2 separate regions of the Homo sapiens genome follow, and region 2 is linked to region 1. The links are chromatin contacts, found by Hi-C in ENCODE. All regions are on one chromosome and are shown on one strand. The core of a region is the stretch at or near the end of the contact, and the rest is flanking DNA. Distances in the headings are between cores, read along the strand shown.

Evidence for each region. Hi-C counts contacts between places; a loop is a spot of excess contacts on that map. Pooled maps may share reads with other maps.
Region 2: a loop to region 1 is called in a map of A673, with 7 times the contacts of the local background. The contact joins the promoter of GASK1B-AS1 here to the enhancer-like site in region 1. A Hi-C loop is called at or near these places in 3 of 168 maps with a recorded cell type or tissue (A673, MCF 10A and endothelial cell of umbilical vein) and 3 of 50 pooled maps.

Annotation. Positions count from the first base shown.
Region 1 is chr4:156,473,201-156,478,276 of GRCh38, reverse strand. No RefSeq gene overlaps it. Among named protein-coding and RNA genes, the nearest start is that of LINC02272, 170 kb to the left of the region's middle. Within about 2 kb of position 1,861, at least 3 of the 41 ENCODE cell types and tissues checked have a DNase peak (open chromatin) inside an H3K27ac peak, as active enhancers do; they include A673, where a contact is called at or near this core.
Region 2 is chr4:158,168,958-158,174,394 of GRCh38, reverse strand. GASK1B-AS1 (GASK1B antisense RNA 1) reads right to left here and starts at 3,643. Exons shown (of 5, transcript NR_147410.1): 1 at 2,915-3,643. It overlaps GASK1B (golgi associated kinase 1B), which reads left to right and starts at 1,370. Exons shown (of 5, transcript NM_001128424.2): 1 at 1,370-1,527; 2 at 2,796-3,929. The coding sequence starts at 3,020. LOC101928007 (a long non-coding RNA gene) reads left to right here. Exons shown (of 4, transcript XR_007058350.1): 3 at 129-281; 4 at 587-707. RefSeq lists enhancers at 1,994-3,193, 3,367-3,887.

The DNA of each region.
Region 1 (5,076 bases), core at 612-3,111:
CCTTAGTTTCAATGTTATCCTGGGCAACTCACTTAAAGGCAATTAATCCATTAGAAGGCTTGCAGCTTATAAATTAACTTAAAAATTATTTGTCCAAATTGGGATAGAATAGAATAATATTATTCTTATTTGTTGGAATTTGGGTGGACAAATATGGAGTGAATTAGGTAGCTTGAAACAGAGAGAAGGTTGTCACAAAAATTCAGAACAGCTAATTAAATTTCAATTTTAAATAAACAACATGCAAGTTCATAGTTATGTCCCAAATATTTCATGAGACATACTTACAGTTAAAAATATGTGTTGTTTTATCTGAAGTTCAAATTTAATTGGCTGTCTTGTAATTTTATCTTCTAAATACAAAAACCCTATAGAGATGACAATAGGACTAAGTGGCCATGAACCAGCTGAAGTTATAAGGAAATTTAAAATCGTGAGGAAGCAGAAGCTGTGACAGATAGTACAGTTTGAGGGTAAGCAGAGGTCCTTAGCTTGCTTTTATTAAACAAACAGGAAGATAATTTGCAACGAAACATAAAAACTATAGCTTTTATAAATCTTTCAGAAAAAGTCAAACACTGTGCTAGCATTGGGCAAATGAAAATAGTCAATTCATGTAAAAGATATAAAGATAGCTAACAAACTTGTGAAAATGTGTTCAACTGCTTCCTAATTGAGGAAATGACAAGAGAGTAAGTTTTTTTAAACCAAGTTTTATAAGTCAAGATAAAAAAGATTGACATTGCTCAGAGGTATCAAGAACATGGGACAATTGGGTCTCCATTTTTTGGTAAAAATCTAAATTGTTATAATAATTTTTAGAGGAGTATGTGGTGATATATAGCTAAACATATGAATGAGTAGTTGAAATATGTGACCATAAGTCAGGAAACCTCCTTTTACCTTTCTTGGGGTGATGTTGAACGACTTAGGCACCAGAGCAGCTTGGACTACAGGTGTGAGCCATCATGCCTCACAAAGTTTTAAAATTTTCTGGAAGAGACAAGTTCTCATTTTGTTGCCCCGGCTGGTCTCGAACTCCTGGCCCAAGCGATCTTCCCACCTTGGCCTCTCAAAGTGTTGGGATTACAGGTGTGACCCACTGCACCCAGTCAGGTGTAGTCCCTTAAATCAACTTTTTTTTGTACAATGGAGTCTCACCAGCCATTAATGAGACGAAATCAAAGATTCATCCCCACACAGAATCCCTAGATAGGTAAGGAATTCCTTTCTATATGTCTCAAGTCCATCTTATTTCGATTTTTAACTTTTGTTTCTTTAATACAAGCCGCCAACTTCTAGCTTGTAACTGGTTTTCCAAGAACCACCTTTGTCCACTAAAAATTCCTTTTGCATCCTAAACAGAATAATCTTTCTCAAAGTGCAAATCTGCACCTTAGAATATTCAACACTTTTCCCTCCCTCATCCTTCTCTTGCTTGGAAACATTCATCGGCTTCCTCTTGCTCTTAGGATAAAGACCAAAAAGCAAAGACCGAAATCCTTGACATGACTTATTGACTACCATTTCAGCCTTTTCCACCACATTGTCTTCACCATCTGTTTGATGAGACCTGAACCTCTTCAGTTACTGGAGCTCATGATACTGTCTTCCTGACAGGCTCCAGACTTGATCTCTCTCTGTTCTCTATTTGATTGGTTAGTATTACTCATTGACCATACCCTAGCTCTGCCCTGGCTAACTCAGGAAATTCTTCTCTAGTCATGGGTAAAATTCCCAATTAAATAAGCATTTGTAGCACTGTGGTGTGTTTCTCTTTCTTAGCACTAACCACATTGGAATGTTATGTCTTACTTGCGTGGTTGATTCATGTCTCTCTCACTCACTAGAGACTAAGCTGCATGAGTACGTGAATCATGTCTGGTTTTCTCTCTATTATGGGATCATATTTGAAAAAAGCTCTCTGAATGAAGGAGTAAAACATTGATCTGTTTTCTACACATGATGATGGGCTGGGAGCAATGTAAGTAGGCATGAGGGAATTTCCATCTAAGTTTATGATAGAGGTTTAAGTGTCCCCACATTACCAGTGATTAAAGAAGAGAGAAGCAAAGTGTCAGGTTAATATCACCTTTTTCTTAACCTTTATCTGGCCCCATTTTAATGAGGTCTTTCCAAGCCATTTTCATGACTTATGCACCATGGTTAAAGTTACCCTTTTTCAGATGAGTTGTACCCAATGTGGGAGAAGACAAAGTGGGATACTTGGTGCCAAGTTTAAACTGATTTGGGTGAGACTATAGTTCCATAGTCTATGTTAACTTTCGGCCTAGAACGCTTTGCAAATTCAGCATAAAATAGCTATACCAAGCATGTTTGGAGTTTTCTTGAGCCATGTACTGGTGCGATATAATCTATTAGTTTGATGAAATAAATGGAAATAACTTTTAAAGGGAAAATGCTTTTTATAAGTATGGCTATCTGTCAACTTCGTTGTTTTTCCTTATAACTCTCTCTGAATATAAGAGAGCAGTACCGATTGTATATTTTCTCTCACTATCTTCCCAAGACTAGCAATCTAATTCAATTCACTGAGGTTGAGTCCACTAGAAATTTTGTTTGTTGTCTTCATGCTTTTATTCTAAAGATAATTTAAAAATTACAAAACAGATCTGGAAAATGTCTAATGATGTAGTTTGCTGAGTATAAAGAAGTATTAAATTAGGCTAAAAGTCAGGAGCTTTCATTATGTATTCAACATACTGAATATGATATGGTGTTTGGTATCTGCTGCCAGAGTATTGCTTCTAGACAGGCTAATCTGTACTCCAAGAATGACACCCTGTGGCTGAATAGATCAATAGCAGAAAGCTCATTTATCATTCTCTTCTTTGTCTTTTAAAAAAATAGTCATTGCAAAATGGGATTTATATACAATTCACTTTAATAAAAAATTATTTTATGACAAAGCCCCTTAAATGTTTAAAATGGATTGAAAAGGGCTAGCATGAATAAAGAAAACATTTCAATATTTATTGCTCAATGTATGTGCTATATATGAGCTATGTCAACATATATCATTAACACATAGCAATAATTTGTTACACAAGTAGGTAGGGATTTTTCTCTTAAAAATAGTTCATAACATTTCATTGTGTTTAAAACTTGAGGAGTGTATTCATTTCTGTTGTTTTAACTGGAGCCTCAAGGCAACACTGAATAATCTCTAATAGCTATGTTAATATTTCTATGTTTTACAATTATAGAAATGCAAGGTAAATGAGGGTTAAAAGAATTTTCGTTTTCTTTCTTTTTCTTTTTGAGACAGAGTCTCGCTCTGTCGCCCAGGCTGGGGCGCAGTGGTGCAATCTCGGGTCACTGCAACCTCTGCCTCCAGGGTTCAAGGGATTCTCCTGCCTCAGCCTCCTGAGTAGCTGGGACTACAGGCGCGTGTCACCACACCTGTCTAATTTTTTGTATTTTTAGTACAGACGGAGTTTCACCGTGTTAGCCAGGATGGTCTCAATCTCCTGACCTCATGATCCGCCTGCCTCAGCCTCCCAAAGTACTGGAATTATAGGTGTGAGCCACCGCGCCCAGCTCAAATTGCTTTTGATTCTGAGTAATTTACTTATAGCTTGAATGTATACTTATAAGTTAATACTATAACAAAGCAGAGTAAGATTTTTTATTACAAATGGATATAATGTAGTTTAGCCATGTTATAAACGTGATGCAGAAAAACACAGTAATATAACAATAAAATATACAATTATATAAACACATTTTAATACATTAAACTAGAAAGAAGAAAATTTCTTATTTAAAAAATCATTCTTTATTATCCCTGCATTTAATGCCTCATGATATTCCTATCACTGCATTCCTTTTACTTTATTATTTTTCATTTTTCTTCCATTTTTATTTTAAGTTCCCAGGTACATGTGCAGGATGTGCAGGTTTGTTACATAGGTAAACAGATGCCATGGTGGTTTGCTACACAGGTCAACCCATCACCTAGGTATTAAGCCCAACATCCATTAGCTCTTCTCCCTGATGCTCTCCCTCCCTCTACCTCCCCATCTCAGGCCCCAGTGTGTGTTGTTCCCCACCATGTCTCCATGTGTTCTCATTGTTCAGCTGCCACTTATAAGTGAGAACATGAGGTCCTTGTTTTTCTGTTCCTGCATTAGTTTGCTGAGGATAATGGCTTCCTTCTAATTTGATCTTAAAAACCCCACATTTTCTTGTGGGCCCTGAGTGTTTGGGTCAGGGGGAAGCAGCCTCTTGTAGAAGCATGTCTATATAACTTATGCTTTGCTGTCCCTGATCTGCTACTTATTTGGAGTAGCTTGGAGGGTAAGGAGGGATATGAGTCTGAGCTGGGAGCAGCAGAGATCAGACCAGTGAGGGAGTTGTATGCCTCTGATAACTGTGAGCAAGCTCTCTCTCCCTAATTATCCTGAGTTCCTTGTGCAGTCAAAGCTAGAATTTCATCCTTTCTCCTATAAAACAAATATTTTAAATGCAATTCCTGGATTATATTATCCAGATTTGAAAAACCTTGAAAAGCTTTTCATATACTTGCTTTAAAATTCAACATATTTCTCTCTAATTACACTTTAAATGCAAACGAAGTGCCTGCCTAAAGGGCGTCCATAGACTGACTGGCTTCATAGTTGAATAAATGTTTAATTTTTACAACTGATATACCTTGTCCAGAGTACAGATAAAGCTTTTGGAAAAAATGATAAAACTACCAACAACACAGCAAAAAAGTCATTGTAAAGAAAGAGTCAAAGAAGATAACAGGAAATGTAAGTTATGTGGCTAACCCAATTTGTGCTCATATTTTGCTGTCCTGTCTTAGTTTACAAAAATGAAATAAAAAATGTAGTAAGGTGGTCCGTACTGAAACTATGAAAATCAGTCATATTCGGTGATTCACAGAACTCAGGGTTTCAATATGTACCTTAAGGTCCTCAGTGTTGCTTAAGTTCATACCAATAACGTAACATCCAAAGTAGTTTCACAATTAATTTATAAAGGTTTCCCAAATAAGAAGCCTAGTATCAGAATACATAACCTCCCACAGTCTTCAGTTTGAAGCTGAAG
Region 2 (5,437 bases), core at 2,394-4,893, 1.7 Mb before region 1:
AAAATTGTGCTCTGATTATATCTGACAAGCCCCATTTATCCACTGTATTGGCTATATCAATATGTTGGCTACAAATAATTCAGTGTGCTTGTCCTCAATTCTACCATGATTGCTTTGCTGTGGTGCAGTGGTGACTATCTGTCAAGGCCTGGGCTGAGGAGAGAGGCCTCTGAGCAGTTTAATGAGGCATCATGGGGGATAAAAACAAACACATTGCTGAATATTTCAAATGATCATTCCAAGGCTGCTATCTCATTCAGTCATCAGAAGAAACCGATAGGGTAAGTGCTATTATTTTTCTTTTCTTACACATGGGGGAAACTGAGGCTTAGAGAGGTAAGATTACTTGCCACAGGGGACCACACGTAAGAGGTAAATGAGGAGAATTTAAAGCCAGTCTGCCTCCCTCTTCAGCCCATTCTCTGAATATCATAGTTCAGAGTAGATAGTGTAGCCTCCACGAATCCCTATTGTGGCTATAGCAGGGGACAGTGTATTGTTCTTTTTCTAGGAGACATTTTTGGAGTGGGGGTGGGAAGGTAGTCAACGAAATTTACTAACTCACACAACTCTCCCTATCTCGTAGGCATTTCTCCATGAAAAAAATAGCTCTAAAAACAGCTAGAGGAGATGTCTGCTTATTATAACTGGCCTCTGCCAAAGGCTTACTTTTAATTGTTATAGAGCCAGGTCAGTTATTCCTTTGACTGTGGAAATAATAAGATGGTTATAAAATGCAGCTTTGGTATGGTTTCCTTGCAAGAAGTTCACATTTTCTATCAAGAAAATAATTCTGTGTGTATGGAAGTGTGTGCCTAAGAGTTTTTGAGTGCAGATAAAATTGTTTTGATGCCTGAATTCTCACAAAGTTTAGCCAAAATATCCAGGTACTTCCAGGCTACTGTCAATATTGGGATTGCTCCTTCTCATTCCTCCATGTGGCAGGACTTTTAAAGAGGAAAAAAGGACTGAGTTTAGAGTGCTGAAATAACAGCCCGATTATAATTTTTGTCAATTTACCACTTGGACGTTTATTCTCTCCTTCCCTATATATTCCAACTCCTTGCTCTTTTTGCATTGTAAAATATAGTATTTTTAGGATTATACACCATATGCTAATCTTTTACCCACTCTTCAGTATCACAACTTTCTTTCTCTGTGGGGAGGAAAAATCCCTGTCCCCTTTCTGTCTTCTTGCCTTTTGATTCTATTTGCCATAGTCTAATTGACACCCCAAGGTCATCAGCCCCTGCCTTTGTGCTAGGACACGCAAACCACCCAGGCCAATCCCTAACCTGTTTTTTCAAAAAACCTCCAATCAGAGAGAATCCACGACTTCCTTTTGTGAACTGTTGCACCGTGCAATTGCACACTATAAATGTCTTTCCTTATCTGTGTGTACTCTTATCTCACTGTTCTATTTTTTCTCCTCATTTATATTAACTCTTTCTTACCTTTTTTTCTGAACTTCTAGGCCTTCTCTTTCCAGAACTGGTGGAAGACAAATGAAACGGCCAAGATGGTAAGGTGAGTAGTTCCTGGGAACGCTTGTGCTCTAACCCCAAGTTATGTGGGATGGACACTCGAGGGGTGATGGCATTCCTCATTTTACAAGTTACTTGCTTGGCTGCGGCTGCTCCACCAAGATAGCAAACATTCTCGATCTTTTGAACTTCATGAGACTGACATTTCTGAGTCTGTTTGCGAACAGGACACTAGAGGGCTCCCAGGGGTTAAAAATAAGTGGAAATTTATTTGAATGAAAACTGATTCTCTACGGCATTTCTTTTTTCCGAATTTAAAATTAAAGTTTATTTTGTTAACTATTGTTTTTAAAAGCTTTGTATCTCTTAAAACCATGCAGCAGTCAGTTTCCAAGTTTTGCTTTGCAATCAGTAGTTTTCAAGGGAGCTTTTAAAGCTGAACTGAAATGTTTGAAATGTGGAACACTCTTGACCATGAAATATGTTCTACTTACATGCCTCAGCCTTTAAAAGTTCTTTGCATTAGAGTCAAGGATTACATTCTTCCTGGAGCCAAGCATGGGGCCAGCTGTGTAAGTAAGGTTGCTTACGAGTTTCTTCTTTTTCTTTTTAATAGTGAAAAAACAGAACTAGAGATGCTTTTATTTTCTTTCAGCTGACTTCGGTGGAAAGAAAAGAAATAAAAAGCAGTCAGAGTTGTGTTGTGTTGTGTGTGTGTATGTGTGTGAGAGAGAGAGAAAGAGAGAGAGAGAGAGAAACAGAATAAATGCAACTGCTTCCAAGATATATGGACATTTATGGCTTTGTATTATACTAACAATGTAAGCTAATGGAACATATTATTAATATGAAGTACAATTTGTACCTTTAGACTAAGAGAATATGTTTCTAAATTTTATTGTTAATACTTGCTGCTTGTACTTAGTTAATTCAGGACTTTAAAAAATAAAAATGGTATAGGTATAGAGTATTAAAAAATTATCTATTACTTGTCTTAAGTTCTTTCTGAATTTCAAAAAGGAAAAGCCCAGGTTTGTCACATTTTAACGCTTTTGCTTCAGAGTCAACTTAAATGACTCTAGGTACAAGTTATAAAACACTCTTGGATTTTTGTGGCTTGTTTTCACTACTTTCAAGTGACTATCAAATCTATACATCTATCTCGTTTGCATGCTTTTAAATTTTATTTTTAAAAACATTTAGTGGTGATATTTATGAAAGGAAATGATTACTTTTTTTCTTGACTCTTGTAGAGGAACTTAAATGGTTTGAAATTGTGACTCAGTTAACTCTGTATCCATTCATTCCCAGAAACAAGCCGCATTTCTCCTTGGGGAGACTGATAATTTAAAAGGTTTGTTGTGTCAGAAACATTCCCAGCTTCATCACCAACCCTTTCCTTCCACCTCTGCCCACTGGAGACCACTTATATCCCGAAGCGGACGCGGCAGCTGAAGTCAGGAAACCATGCATCACATTAGCAGGAGCCAACTGCAGACTTTAAACTCCGTTCAACATGTGGATGCGGCAGAGAAATGACCTGTCCAGACAAGCCGGGGCAGCTCATAAACTGGTTCATCTGCTCCCTGTGCGTCCCGCGGGTGCGTAAGCTCTGGAGCAGCCGGCGTCCAAGGACCCGGAGAAACCTTCTGCTGGGCACTGCGTGTGCCATCTACTTGGGCTTCCTGGTGAGCCAGGTGGGGAGGGCCTCTCTCCAGCATGGACAGGCGGCTGAGAAGGGGCCACATCGCAGCCGCGACACCGCCGAGCCATCCTTCCCTGAGATACCCCTGGATGGTACCCTGGCCCCTCCAGAGTCCCAGGGCAATGGGTCCACTCTGCAGCCCAATGTGGTGTACATTACCCTACGCTCCAAGCGCAGCAAGCCGGCCAATATCCGTGGCACCGTGAAGCCCAAGCGCAGGAAAAAGCATGCAGTGGCATCGGCTGCCCCAGGGCAGGAGGCTTTGGTCGGACCATCCCTTCAGCCGCAGGAAGCGGCAAGGGAAGCTGATGCTGTAGCACCTGGGTACGCTCAGGGAGCAAACCTGGTTAAGATTGGAGAGCGACCCTGGAGGTTGGTGCGGGGTCCGGGAGTGCGAGCCGGGGGCCCAGACTTCCTGCAGCCCAGCTCCAGGGAGAGCAACATTAGGATCTACAGCGAGAGCGCCCCCTCCTGGCTGAGCAAAGATGACATCCGAAGAATGCGACTCTTGGCGGACAGCGCAGTGGCAGGGCTCCGGCCTGTGTCCTCTAGGAGCGGAGCCCGTTTGCTGGTGCTGGAGGGGGGCGCACCTGGCGCTGTGCTCCGCTGTGGCCCTAGCCCCTGTGGGCTTCTCAAGCAGCCCTTGGACATGAGTGAGGTGTTTGCCTTCCACCTAGACAGGATCCTGGGGCTCAACAGGACCCTGCCGTCTGTGAGCAGGAAAGCAGAGTTCATCCAAGGTAACAGATTCACATGCTTCGTTATTTGCAGCTGTTGGGGATTCTGGTTCATTTTCTTTTTTCCCTCACTCTCTTTTTCTAAATGATTTTTCTCCACCCACGGTTCACATTTGGACAGCAGCAGCAGCAGCGTGTCTTTCCATGCGCTTGGCATTCTTTATTTTCCCAGCCTGGGAGGATATGAGAGTTCCAGGGAAATGCTGTATTGGACATGCAAGAGTAAGCCCATACTGTATAATCTTTGCTCTCCATTTCCCTCGCTTCACTTCCCAGTGGCTTATTAAATCTAATTAAAGCCAACGGCAATTTGCATGATGAGGAGAGGAAGCTAGGCTGGAGGCAAAGAACTTGCTGACAGTCAGGCATACTATTAAATAGGTTACTATGGGAGGAAGTAGAAGTTTTTAAAAGTAAGGGGGAAGCGGGTTATCGTTCTTGAGCAGATGGAATCTTCTTAAGCCGCGCAGAGCCAGACCATGTTAGGTTTAACCCCCCCTTTTTTTTTCAATGGATTTAACCTCTTTATTTAACAAATAAAAAGAATGAGCAAAAATTGGTGATTTGTTCAGTATGTATACTAACTAGCTGTGTGGTTTTATCAAGCCCCTGACTATGATCTATTGAGTCTGTCTTTCAAGATTCTCCCGTCTTGGGTGACAAACATTTTGGCAGGTTCTAACACATGTAGCCAGTTACTGCAGTTGCCAGCAAAAGGACTGGTCTGCGGTCATGCCCATGCCATATAAAGGATATTCTCTGAATATTAAAGCTATTCCAGGGCTCGAATACAAAGTACAGTGAGTCAGTGGCTTATGTTTGAATGCAGAATGATGCCAGAAGTTACAACTTTGAATCCAGATTGGCCCAAGAGGCTAAAATGTACCCCAAAGAGATTATAAGCTGAAAGGATACTTAACTTTCTCCATGTTACCATGAAATTTAGCATTTCAGTGAGGTTCCCAGGGAGCCTAGAATGGAATGGATTAAAATCCCTGGGAGTGGCTGAGACCCAACTGCATTTCCAATGGCTTTAGCATTATAATTTCATTTTAAAATGGATACCCCTGGAAGTACCAGTGATTTACTTAGAAAAATTGGACATTCCCTACTGATGGTGGTTCTTGTCTAAGTGCTCCAGATTCACAGGTATGCTTTGATGTCTCAAGTTTATAAAGCAGTCCACCACAGTTATGCCAATGTAAGAAACCTTCTCAAACATTTAATCTAATGTTGATAAAAATGAATTTTTATTGGGTGCCCACAATTTGCTAAGGATTATACAAATTGATTCATATGTGTTGGCTCCTAGAATTTTCATAACAATGCTATGAAGTGGGGACTATTATTATTTCCATTTAGTAGATGAGAAAATTGAGGCTTATTGAGACAAAGTAATTGGCCTCAACTCCCACAGCTAGTAGGTGGCTAAGCTGGGTTTTGACTATAGACCCAGCAAACTTCAGAACATAACTTCTTAGCCACTGGACTTAGGTGAATATGTAACTTAT